3 separate regions of the Homo sapiens genome follow, and all the other regions are linked to region 2. A link is a contact called in ENCODE Hi-C or POLR2A ChIA-PET data. All regions are on one chromosome and are shown on one strand. Each heading gives the region's core, a stretch centred on a gene start or an enhancer-like site at or near the end of the contact. The rest is flanking DNA. Distances are from core to core; before and after follow the strand shown. Region 1 holds the start of JAK2 (Janus kinase 2). Region 2 holds the start of BRD10 (bromodomain containing 10). Region 3 holds the start of AK3 (adenylate kinase 3).

What was found. Hi-C counts contacts between places; a loop is a spot of excess contacts on that map. ChIA-PET counts read pairs that join two places held with the same protein, here RNA polymerase II (POLR2A). Pooled maps may share reads with other maps.
Region 1: a loop to region 2 is called in a map of B cell, with 9 times the contacts of the local background. The contact joins the promoter of JAK2 here to the promoter of BRD10 in region 2. A Hi-C loop is called at or near these places in 5 of 168 maps with a recorded cell type or tissue (B cell, CD4-positive, alpha-beta memory T cell, CD8-positive, alpha-beta T cell and 1 more), 3 of 37 single-sample maps with no recorded cell type and 22 of 50 pooled maps.
Region 3: a map of B cell shows a loop between it and region 2 (7-fold over the local background). The contact joins the promoter of AK3 here to the promoter of BRD10 in region 2. A Hi-C loop is called at or near these places in 3 of 168 maps with a recorded cell type or tissue (B cell and naive thymus-derived CD4-positive, alpha-beta T cell), 1 of 37 single-sample maps with no recorded cell type and 11 of 50 pooled maps. POLR2A ChIA-PET finds 5 or more read pairs at or near these places in 2 of 52 experiments (OCI-LY7 and naive thymus-derived CD8-positive, alpha-beta T cell).

What each region holds. Positions count from the first base shown.
Region 1 is chr9:4,983,978-4,988,389 of GRCh38, forward strand. JAK2 (Janus kinase 2) reads left to right here and starts at 1,295. Exons shown (of 25, transcript NM_004972.4): 1 at 1,295-1,653; 2 at 1,963-2,045. RefSeq lists enhancers at 346-1,179, 1,108-1,247, 2,048-2,097 and silencers at 828-877, 918-997, 1,388-1,717.
Region 2 is chr9:6,006,739-6,011,008 of GRCh38, forward strand. It overlaps BRD10 (bromodomain containing 10), which reads right to left and starts at 1,744. Exons shown (of 8, transcript NM_001017969.3): 1 at 457-1,744. The coding sequence starts at 1,049. It overlaps MIR4665 (microRNA 4665), which reads left to right and starts at 1,088; the gene lies at 1,088-1,166. RefSeq lists silencers at 212-271, 662-821, 1,012-1,241, 1,292-1,811 and enhancers at 412-641, 773-1,274, 1,275-1,774.
Region 3 is chr9:4,739,952-4,742,451 of GRCh38, forward strand. AK3 (adenylate kinase 3) reads right to left here and starts at 1,251. Exons shown (of 5, transcript NM_016282.4): 1 at 986-1,251. The coding sequence starts at 1,136. RefSeq lists silencers at 781-920, 1,151-1,640.

The DNA.
Region 1 (4,412 bases), core at 45-2,544, 1.0 Mb before region 2:
CCCTCTGCCTGAAATTCTTTTCCCAGATAGTCATGGGACTGGTTCATTCTCATCCTTCAGATCTCTGCTCAAATGTCACTTATTCTAGGAAATCGTTCCTGGCCACCGTAAAATAGCACACCCCCTCCTCACTTTCTACTCCTTTTCTTTGTTATTATGTATATGGCAGCAGAAAACTATGCATTTTCTTAGTGGCAATTACACACCCCGCACATTATGCATTTAAAGCGTTGTTTGTTGTTTTGTCGCTTCCATCAGAATACAATCCAGTAGGGCAAGGAGTGTGTGGGGTCGTGTTCACCTGGTATCTCTGGGGACCTACAGCCCGGCACCTAGTAGACACTCAGTAAATATTTGAATGAATGAATGAGGCCCTTTGGCAGCCGGGAAGCCCGTCACAGCCGTTGTCTCCACCCTCTCCCGGGCTACACCAGGCCACGCCGGTAAAGTTGTTTCTCCTCTAGGAGAAACATTCGCTAGGCCTTGTTGCCAACCCGCAGGCGGCTGGGCGCTTCATCCCACCCTCACCCCTTTCCAGCCAAGGTGGCTGATGGGAGTCAGGCTCTCGAGGGCGCATTGCCACGAAACAGCGTGTGTGAGCGCGTTGTCCCCGGCCCCCGGCGCCACTTCCCCTCGGCCTAGCAGCCTGGACTGGGGAAGGACGGGTCTGCTGTACCCGGGAGGTGGAAGGAAAAGCCGAAAGCGGAGAAGTGTGCGGGAGGGGAGTCTCCGCGCGGAGGCAGCCCGGCCTCCTCCAGTGCAGGCTGCGCGCTGGGGAGCCAGCCAGGGTGAGTCACTCCCGGCCGCTTCCCTGGAGGGCGGCGGCCACACACACACCCGCCCATCTAGTGAGGGCCGGGCCCAGCGCTGGCGCCTAGCTCCAGCCGGGCACCAGCGTTTCGCGAGGCGCCGCCGCCTTAACTTCCTTGCGCGCTCACGCCCAGGGGCCGTCCCAGGAATCTCCACGCGCGCTCGCCGGCTTCCCGAGAGGCAGCTGCCCTGCGTGGCCCGCGCCTGCCGGTCCCGCGACCAGCACCGAGCGGCGCACGCGCACTGCAGGACGCGCGTCCGGCTCTCCCCCAGCCTCTATCCGGCCCGGTCTCCTGCCATTCGGGGAGACTGCAGGCCAACCGGGAGGCTGAGTTCGAAGCTAGCAGGGCGGCGAAGCCAGTGTCGCCCGCGGCGTTGAGAAGACGGTGTGGCCCCGGAGAGGGTGGAGACAACTGTGACGGGCTTCCCGGCTGCCCGAAGTGGGAGTGGTGTGGGGCTGCAGGAAGGAGAGAGGAAGAGGAGCAGAAGGGGGCAGCAGCGGACGCCGCTAACGGCCTCCCTCGGCGCTGACAGGCTGGGCCGGCGCCCGGCTCGCTTGGGTGTTCGCGTCGCCACTTCGGCTTCTCGGCCGGTCGGGCCCCTCGGCCCGGGCTTGCGGCGCGCGTCGGGGCTGAGGGCTGCTGCGGCGCAGGGAGAGGCCTGGTCCTCGCTGCCGAGGGATGTGAGTGGGAGCTGAGCCCACACTGGAGGGCCCCCGAGGGCCCAGCCTGGAGGTCGTTCAGAGCCGTGCCCGTCCCGGGGCTTCGCAGACCTTGACCCGCCGGGTAGGAGCCGCCCCTGCGGGCTCGAGGGCGCGCTCTGGTCGCCCGATCTGTGTAGCCGGTGGGTGTTATCTCTGCCTGGCTTCTGGGTGGGGGGCAGCAGCTGTCTCTCCACCCCCTTCCTACCTTTTGGTCCCGCCTGCCCCCTGCTAGTGGCAGCAAACTTCTGAGCCAGAAAAATCTTCCTCTTTAAGACGACACCTAGAACGAGTCTTGCTGGTGATATTTGCTTCCATTTGTGTCTTATAATTCCCTCGCTCCCGCCTCCTTATTCCTTTTTAAAATTTTCTAGACACTTAAACAGCCTAGAAAAAGCATTTGTTTCCCCTGGATTTATGTGGTAGTAGTTAACTGCTGCTTCTGTTTTTAGGTTTCAGAAGCAGGCAACAGGAACAAGATGTGAACTGTTTCTCTTCTGCAGAAAAAGAGGCTCTTCCTCCTCCTCCCGCGACGGTGGGTGTGCTGTCCTTTATCGCTGCAGTAAAGGCGAAGGTGTCTGGAGCTGGGAGTGCGTGCGTAGGGAAGGTTGGAAGCGTGTGAAGAGAGGCAGGGCTCATTGTTGCTTACTCTTCTGAAAATGTCAGTGCTAAACTTTTAATGTTGATCTGGGAGAGTAATTTTGGGGTGTTTTGTTGTTCGTCTTGGATCCTTTAAGAAACATTTTTTTGTTGGCTTTACACATAACGTGACTTTGCAGAGAAACGAAAAACGTTGTCCATTACCCTTTCTTCTTAAGCAGCCAGAGATTCTTAATCCTTTAAAGAGGAGTATTTCCAAGCAATAAGAGATAGCTTTTGGGAGAACACGTTAGCTATTCTTGCTGGGGTTTCTGCTACCACATTGAATGTTTCCTCATGGTTTTATCTGCCTAAGCTTGCTGTGTCGGTTGAATTTACCCAGTTTGTTTTCCAGTAATTACTAATCTGTTAGGAGAAACTCCATTTCTCTGAATGAAAGGGTAGGAGCGGCTGAGTATGGAGAAGGAAACTGGAAGTGGGAATAAGGGAAATGATTGCTTTTGGTTTCATAATAAGTTTGTACAGTGAGTTGTTGGGCTACTGCAAATAAAGATTTTGTATCCCTTCTCCAGAATGCTTGGGACCAAAAGTGTTTTGGATTTTTTTTAAAAATTTTGGAATGTTTGCATATACAAAATCAGACATCTTGAGGATGGGACCCAAGTGTAAATACGAAATTCGTTTGTTTCATATAGACCTTATTCACACAGCCACTAAGTCATTTGCAATATTTTTAATACGTCTGTGCATGAAACAAAGTTTGTATTAAGTACCTATGCGGGGAATTTTCCCCTTGTAGCATCATGTTGGTGCTCAAAATGTTTCAGATTTTGCAGCTTTTCAGATAAGGGATGATCAGCTTGTATTTTGATATAACACCCAGAACATTTGAAGATGAATAATCAATTTTTGGCCTCCCTTCCCCCATCCGCCTCACCTTATACCACTTTAAGTGTGAGAATTATTTGCTTGTACATGCATTTGTCTGTTGGTGTGTAACGTATGTACAGACTGGATGTATCCAGCACTTGCCTTAATAGTACATGTATTTACCTGAATAGGAAAGCTGCAGTACTTGCTGGCCAGAAGAGCACACCATGCTTGTTTTTGCTCTAACTGAATATCCTGTATTTGCAATTTATAGCAGTTTTAGGGACTCATTAGGGAATTTTGTGTGTGTGTGCCTTTGGTGATTTGAGACAGGTGTCTCAGATATGGGAAGGGAATATGACATTGTTTCTCTTTCACCTGGCTATTACTGAAAGGTGGGATGCTTTTGAGGCAGAATAGGAAAGTGCATTGGCTTTGGAGTGAGATCTGGATTTGAATCCTGGTGTTCTTGCCACTTAAGAGTTGCATTATTTACGGCTGGTCATGGTGGCTCACGCCTGTAATCCCAGCACTTTGGGAGGCTGAGGAAGGAGGATCACTTGAGGTGAGGAGCTTGAGACCAGCCTGGCCAACATGGTGAAACCCCATCTCTACTAAAAATACAAAAATTAGCCGGGCGTGGTGGTGCACACCTGTAATCCCAGCTACTCGGGAGGGTGAGGCAGGAGAATTGCTTGAACCTGGGAAGTGGTGGTTGCAGTGAGCCGAGATCTCACCACTGCACTCCAGGCTGGGCAACACAGCAAGACTCTGTCTAAAAAAAAAAAAAAAAAGAAAGAAAAAAAGAGTTATATTATTTACGACTCTTTTAGCTTCACTTTCTTATAAGATTGTTGTGAGAAGTGAGTAAGACACATGCAAAGTGGTAAACTGCCTGGCTGTCATAAAAGTCTTGGCTACTATCACGGCTGGGAGGCAAAGGAGATTCAGAGAAGGGCAGAATGACTGCATAAGGTGATCTGCCTGTAACTCGTGTTTCCTCCTTTCTAGTATAAAGAGATAAAGGACTTCAAGGTCTTAAACTGGTGAGGGAGTATTACAGCCTTTGTATGGAAAGGTTTGACTTTGTGTCTCTGCTTAAACCCCCATTGTGTTGCCCCTACCAATTATTGTGCTGCCCCCTTGTGGTTAACTGTGCTAAGACCTTTCTTTTGCTCTTCTCCCATTACATTTCCCACCCTTCCCCACTCCCTTTTAGACCCCTCCTCTTAGCTCCCAGTTTCCCAAACTGTGTGCCAAGGTGCCCAGAGCACCTCAGGCTTGAACTTGTGTTTTGAGTTGGTTCATGGTTTCAATATTAGATACCTACACCCGTTTCTACAATGTCATGTCTTTGTAAAGATGTATTTTCAGAGGTTGCTCCGATAAAAAGCAACTACTACATGAAAATGAATGTAGAACAGGAAATGAC
Region 2 (4,270 bases), core at 494-2,993:
ATGATAAAATTATTTTTTAATGGTTTAAGACACCTTTTTACATAAGCCAAAATTATTTTTCTAGAGATATTTCATCCTAAACGCTGTTTTAAATGTCATGCTAAAACTGTCTAAAAGTTGCAGGTCCAACTTCCATCCCACAAAAACTGTTCCTCTGCCTACACGTGCAATTCTTCCTACGGGACCCATTCCATTTTACATCTGCAAACTATACCCAGCTCTTCAGCGCTGCAGACTCGGGTTTCCTTCTCAGTCTACGCGCAAGCCGGGTTCGGCCCACACCCACCACACCCCTCCGGTCCCCGCCCAGCGCCGCTCCTCCTCCCGGGCTTCTCCAGCACCGACTCAGCACCTATCAGCGCCGCCCCCAGGCCCCTGGCCCAGCCCATCCTCGGGCACGTGTGAGTGTGTGTTTGTGTCAGTCTGTCAGTCCCACCGGGGACCGGGCTCGCTTACCGAGAGAGAAGCGCTAACTTCTGCTCCAGCATCATCTCCAGCTTCTGGCCCTGTTTGGAGATCCAGTGGTCCACTCCGTGCAGGCGGTAGCACGTCTCCAGCATCAACCTGAAGTCCGCCACGAACTCGGTGATGCCCCCGTACTGGCCGCTGGCGAACTTCTCTTCCATCTGCAGCAGACACATGCCCTGTCCGGGCTGCTGCGGGAAGGCGCGACCGCCCCGGCCCCCGCTGCGCGGCCCTTCCGCCACCTCCTCCTCCGCGGTGGCAACGCCCCCCAAGGGCTGCAGAAAGGGGGCGGTGAGGCCCCGGTGCTTCTCCTGCAGGAACTCGCCCAGGATGCGGTAGCCCTGCTGTAGCTCGTAGGTCAGCTCCTGCTCCTTGCAGCAACCGCCTCCGATCACCATCGCCTCCATCTCTTCCTCCTGATCGTCCGCGTCCTCCAGCGAGGAGGCACTCCTTCCGTGGGCCGGCCCTGAGGTCTGGGCCGCCGCTGCCACCTCCTCCTCGTCGTCCTCTCCTTCGGCCGCCGGTGGCGGCCGCTCTTCCTCCCCAGCCGGCTCCATCGCTCCCGGCGTCCCGGGCACACTCATGCCCCGGCAGGCCTAGGCTGGGCGGTGTGGAACAGCCGCTCGAGGTGCTGGGGGACGCGTGAGCGCGAGCCGCTTCCTCACGGCTCGGCCGCGGCGCGTAGCCCCCGCCACATCGGGCCTGGCTCTCCTCAGCCGCCGGCTCGGCTCGGTGCGCGCGGGGGTCTTGAGCTCACCGCCGGCGGGGCGGGGTTACATGGCGCGCGAGGAGGGGGGAGAGAAGAGGAGAGCCTAGGTGCCCTCCTCTCCCCTCCCCCCCGGCGGCGGCGCGCGCACGGCCCTCGCCGGCCTCACCCCTCCGCACCCCGCCCGCCTGCTCTTCACCGGCCAGGCCCTGCCGGGTCGCCGCGGCCTCGGCGCCCCACCCCCTCCCGGGCCAGCGGGGGGCTGGGAGGGGGCGAGGAGGAAGGGGGTTCTCCTCTCCCCTCCCCGGAGGGGGCCGCAGCGGCGGCTCCGGCTCCTCCTCTCCCTCACACCCCCTCCCGCCCCCCTCTACCTGCGGGGGACACGGGCAGAAGGAGGCGGTGCACGGACGGGGCCCGGCGACAACTGTCAGTTAGAAGCCCCGCTGGGCGGTGAGGGGGGAGAAAGGGGAGGGGCAGGGAGAGAAGGGGGAGGGCACTCAGCCCCCCGGCTGGGAAGAGCTGTGGAGAGAAGCAAAGAAAGAGGCCCTGTCGCCATCCCCGGTGCGCATGCGTAGTAGAACAATTCCCCCCTCCCCCCCCGCCACCATCGTGCCCCGCCCCGCTACGCAAAAGGAAGAGCTTCGGCTCAGCTACAGGCCCAGAAGCCTGCTAGGGTTGCGCGGACCAATGATGTAATCAATCGTAGGCCAATCGAACATGTTGATGGAGGGGGAAGCAAGGCGCCTGCGCAGCTTAATTCGCTACCGCCTGGGAAGGTGGCCAAAAGGCTTTTTTTAAAGCAAGTGCTTCAAGAGGAAACTTCTTTTGCAAGACCCGTGTTAGCCCCCCAAACTAAAATTAAAGTTGCTAGATAACCTTTGTTAATGGCAAATGAATAGTGAGAAAGCGCAAAATGTAAATCTTCTCTACTATAAAATTTACATTCTGTTCCCACCCTTTCTCCCTTGTGACTGCGGGTCTTCTATATATAACCAGAATTTTGAGAAGTTTAGAAAGAAAGTTTAAGGACTCGACCATACGTTCACATGCAGAAGAAAAGGAAGTGATTTTTAGAACCCCAGCTCTTAACATCAATTCATATTTTGGAACTAATTCCATGTTTTCAGTTACAAATTTCCACCCTCCCGATTCTTGAGATCTGTTAAGAATAAAGAGAATGGAACCTCATTTAAACAAATTCTTGGGACTGAAAACAGTCAAAATAGTTCATGTCTGAGTTGTACAGCATTAAACAGTTGTTTGCATGGGCTGATAATCTCACTACATTTTACAATTACTGTTTAATGACTAAAAAGTGGACTCATCATTCACATTGGTTTACATGTTACTTAAAATTAGTTGGGAGGTAGGAATTCATGGTTCCATAAAGCAAATACTACTATTTCCTCATGTTCTATTTGAAAGACGCACATATTATTTTTTCTAGGTACACAGAACCCTCGTTAAAACCTAGAATTACCTAAACACAAAAACAAAATTACAGAAATCATGCATTTTAAAAGTAAAATGTGTATAACTAAATGATTAGGATACTCTGACTCTTGCAATTGTTTACTTCTCATTAATGTGAACTTTAAAGCAGTGATAAAATTTTTTTTTAACCTCAAAGCTGTTTTTGTCCAGTAAGTTAAGTATCACTCTTAAGTAAAATAGTGAAGCGGGAACGCTCTGTTAGGGTATTCACACTGTCCTCCACACATACCTTTTATCTAGTATTCGAGGTCTCCTCTCATCAGACATTTGTAATATATAACGCATTTACAGGGTTCTCTCCCCTCAGAGAAGAGTCTGTGGACTCTGAAGAGTCCACAGAACCTCAGCTCACAGAAAGAAAAATGCAGGGATCAGTCTTACTTCAGCACCTGGCAACCAAAACGTGTGTCTGACTAGACATTCCTCCTTTCTTTCGACAAAGCCCAGGAATCTGAAGCCCAACGTACCCAAGCAAACATCCTCTACTCCTCTTTAGTCATCAGCTCTATTTCATGACTCTTGGACAATATTAGCTTACATTATTGAACCCTGTGCCACTAAGCACTTTATATTCATTGTCTCCTTTAATCTCACAACAAGCCTATCAGCTAGGTATTAACCTTATTTTTCAGATGAGGAAACTGCCTCTTAGTTTAAGAAAGTTGTTAAACAAAGTTAAAATCTAGGTCTGTCATACTTCAAAAACTCCAGGTGCCTAATTCCAAGTCATCTGGCAGAATTTCTAATTCCTCATACATAAAAGTGTAGGGAATTGCTAGAAATGTTGATAAAGGGTTTCTTAATTAAGATTATATAAAAGAGAAAGGTGTGGGTGAGTAGAAGGAACCTCAACTCTAGGTTATGAAGAGGTCAAGATGATAGCAACTTAACTATAATGAAAGTAGGATCGGGTCCTTGATCTTAAAAAAGAAACTCTATTACACAAGAAATATGGGCTGGGCACGGTGGCTGACACCTGTAATCCCTGCACTTTGGGAGGCTGAGGTGGACAGATCACCTGAGGTCAGGAGTTCTAGACCAGCCTGGCTAACATGGTGAAACCCCGTTTCTACTAAGAATACAAAAAATTAGCTGGGAGTGGTGGTGCGCACCTGTAATCCCAGCTACTCGGGAAGCTGAGGCAGAATTGCTTGAACCTGGGAGGCGGAGGTTGCAGTGAGCCGAGATCGTGCCATTGCACTCCAGCTTGGGCAACAAGAGCAAAACTACATCTCAAAACAAACAAACAAAACAAGAAATATGTTGGTTGTAGGTATGTAGGTAAATTAGAAAATATAGGTAAGTGAGGAGAAAATTTGCCACTTAATCCTACCACCTAGAGAAAACCTCTATTAATACTTTGAGGTGGGATTTTTCTATTCATTCTTCTATACTTTATTTATCTTAAATATACTAAAAATTGTGATCATACTATACATAATGTCCTTAATTTTCCTTTTTCCCCCATTAGTAATAATTACATGGAATGGACAGAATTGCATATCTAAAATCTCAACTTTATATTCTTGTCAACAATAGCCTAAATAGCCTGCCAATATGAATGAGTAGGGAATGGATTGGGAAAATTCTAAAGTAAAAGAAGTT
Region 3 (2,500 bases), core at 1-2,500, 1.3 Mb before region 2:
TTTCTAGAAGGAAAACTCTGTTCCCCTCCGAAGAATGGGACTGAGGTAGGGAACGAAAGAGGGCGTTGTTTTTTATGCTATGCACGTCTATCCTGTTTGCTATCCTTACAAAAAAAAAAAAAAAAAGAAGGAAAACAAAAGAAAAAGGCCTTGTGGAAGCATTATTTCTATGTAAATGGGTTTCAAAATGAGTTTCAAAACGGGTTCTATTTTGAAAAGTAAGGTCAACATTTTTTGAGAAAAAAACTCCTGCGATTGGCTTTTCAAAAACAACCCTCTTAAGAGAGAATTTACATACCACAAATTCACCCATTGTATAGTGTAGATTGTTAACTGCCTTTCGTGCCGAGCTGTAAGAATTTATTTGGCATGAGAAACAAAATATTTTATAGAACCATGCACAAGAATAGCCTTCGTGTCTACGAAATCTAAGGATATCAAAATGAGATAATTTTATGACTGCAACAAGGGTAAATAATACTTGGCCTTGGGAATATGGGGGAAAGGTCAGAACTACAAGATCTCATAGAGCTTAACCACACCAAAAAAGAAAGAGAAAAGAAAGAAACAAAGAAAACAAAACAGAACGAGCAGACTCTAGCAGGGCTAATGACAGTCTTCCAAAGGCACCAGCACGTTGAACAAGCTGCGGCTCAGCTCGATGGACCCCCAAGAGTGGCTGCCACTGGGAGGACTTGGGCCTCTGAAACAAAGCCCGGTGGTTTCCTTTCATCTCTGAACTTCGAGCTCGACCTAACTTTCCAGTCCCTTCCCCCACCGCCACCCCATAACCCGCCCGAAGCGGCCCACGGAGGCCGGAGGTTTTGGGGCGCAGTCGCTCAGCAGCCCGAGGTCTCTGTCCCGGGCGGCGGGAGGGAAATGCCGCGCCCGCAGCCAGGGACCCGCGTGCCCAGCTTCGGCCCCTCGCCCGCGAAGTCCGACCCGGGTGACAGCGCACGGCCGGCCCTGGGCCCAGAGCTCCCACCTGTGCCCCGCAGCATGTTGTCCCGGAGCAGGTCCCCGCTGGAGAGGTGCTTCAGCTCGAAGTGTGTAGTGATGCGCGACGACACGGTGCCCTTGCCCGAGCCCGGGGCCCCCATGATCACCGCTCGCAGCAGCCGCGCGGACGCCCCCATGGCCGCAGACTGAGGCCCGCACCGCGCGGGTACCAGGGCTTTGGCCTGGCCTGCGCGCTCACCCGCTCGGCAGCCTGCGCCGGCCGGCTAGCAGCGCCACTAGCAGGCGGCTACTGCGGTTCCCCGGCGTTCCCGGAAGTGAGCCGACAGCCCCTGGGGCCGCCCAGACAGCGCGGGACCCCGCTGTTGCGTCCGCCTCTCGGCTACCCCGGCGCACCCCCCGCCCCCGACCGAGCGCCTGTTCCCGCCCAGCCGCGCAAGCCGCGCAAGCCGCGCCCCCTCTGCGCTCGCTCGGCCGCCCAGCTCCCACCTGCGCCTCTCCGCGGCCCCTCTCCACCGGCCGCTGGGCCCGGATCCCTTCGGCGCCCCTCTGCACCCACCCCCACGCGCCCTCCACTCGGCTCAGATCTACCTCCGCGCCTCTCCGCGACCCCGGAACCCCGCGCCCTGTCCGGCCCATTCCCAGCCGGATAGACCGCGCTCCCCTCTGTCCGACCTTGGCAACTCCTGCGCGCCCCCTCCCCACCTCTAGTCGCCCCTCGGAGCCGCTTGGTTTCGGGATCCACCCGCATCCACCCCTCCAACAACCCTTTCGTAGCCCTCGCCCCTAGTCCATAGCAGGCGCTGCCCTACCCAGTCCTTGCCGGACACACCGCGACCCCTTTCGTGCTCCCTTGACAACCCTGGCCCCACCTCCACCTGGCGCCCACTCGAATCCGCCCCTCCCTTCTACCCCCCTGGACCGCCAGACCCCCCGCTTCTGCACCCACTCCCGCCTTCGCCCTTCCCTCCTTCCTCCTCCTCCTCTGCTGCCGAGCGCCCTCTCTTCCCACTCCCTCTCTGTGTAGAATCACAGGGAGTGACCTTGAGCCGAGAGGGCCTACCTCATTTTACAGGAGAGGAAATCCAGCTTCCATTGAGTGAGACTCTTTTATAAATAACGTAAAAGAGTGTGTGAAACTGTGGAGGCAGGCTGTTGTAGATAGGCGGTCGGAAAAGCTTTGAAGAGATGGCATGTGTGCTGAGTGCTTAATTAGAATATGGAAGAGAGAGACATGGGCCCTTCCTATGTCCAGTTTTAGGAAAAGGCCCTAAAACTGGAGGTTTGGCATGTTTCAAGAATGGAAACAGAGGACAAAAACGTTCGAGTGAGTATCATTTTGCCTGTAAAATGGGCATAGAGGAGTAGAATGGAGGAGTTAAAATAATGTAGTACTTAGTGCAATGCCAGCTACGGGGTCAATGTTCAATAATGGTTGTCCATTTATCATCATTGCTTTGTCCCGGACACTATGCTAAGGCAGAAAGAAGGCTCTCTGAAAATAAAACACAGTTACCATTCTCCTCAGAGGTCCAGAACTGAT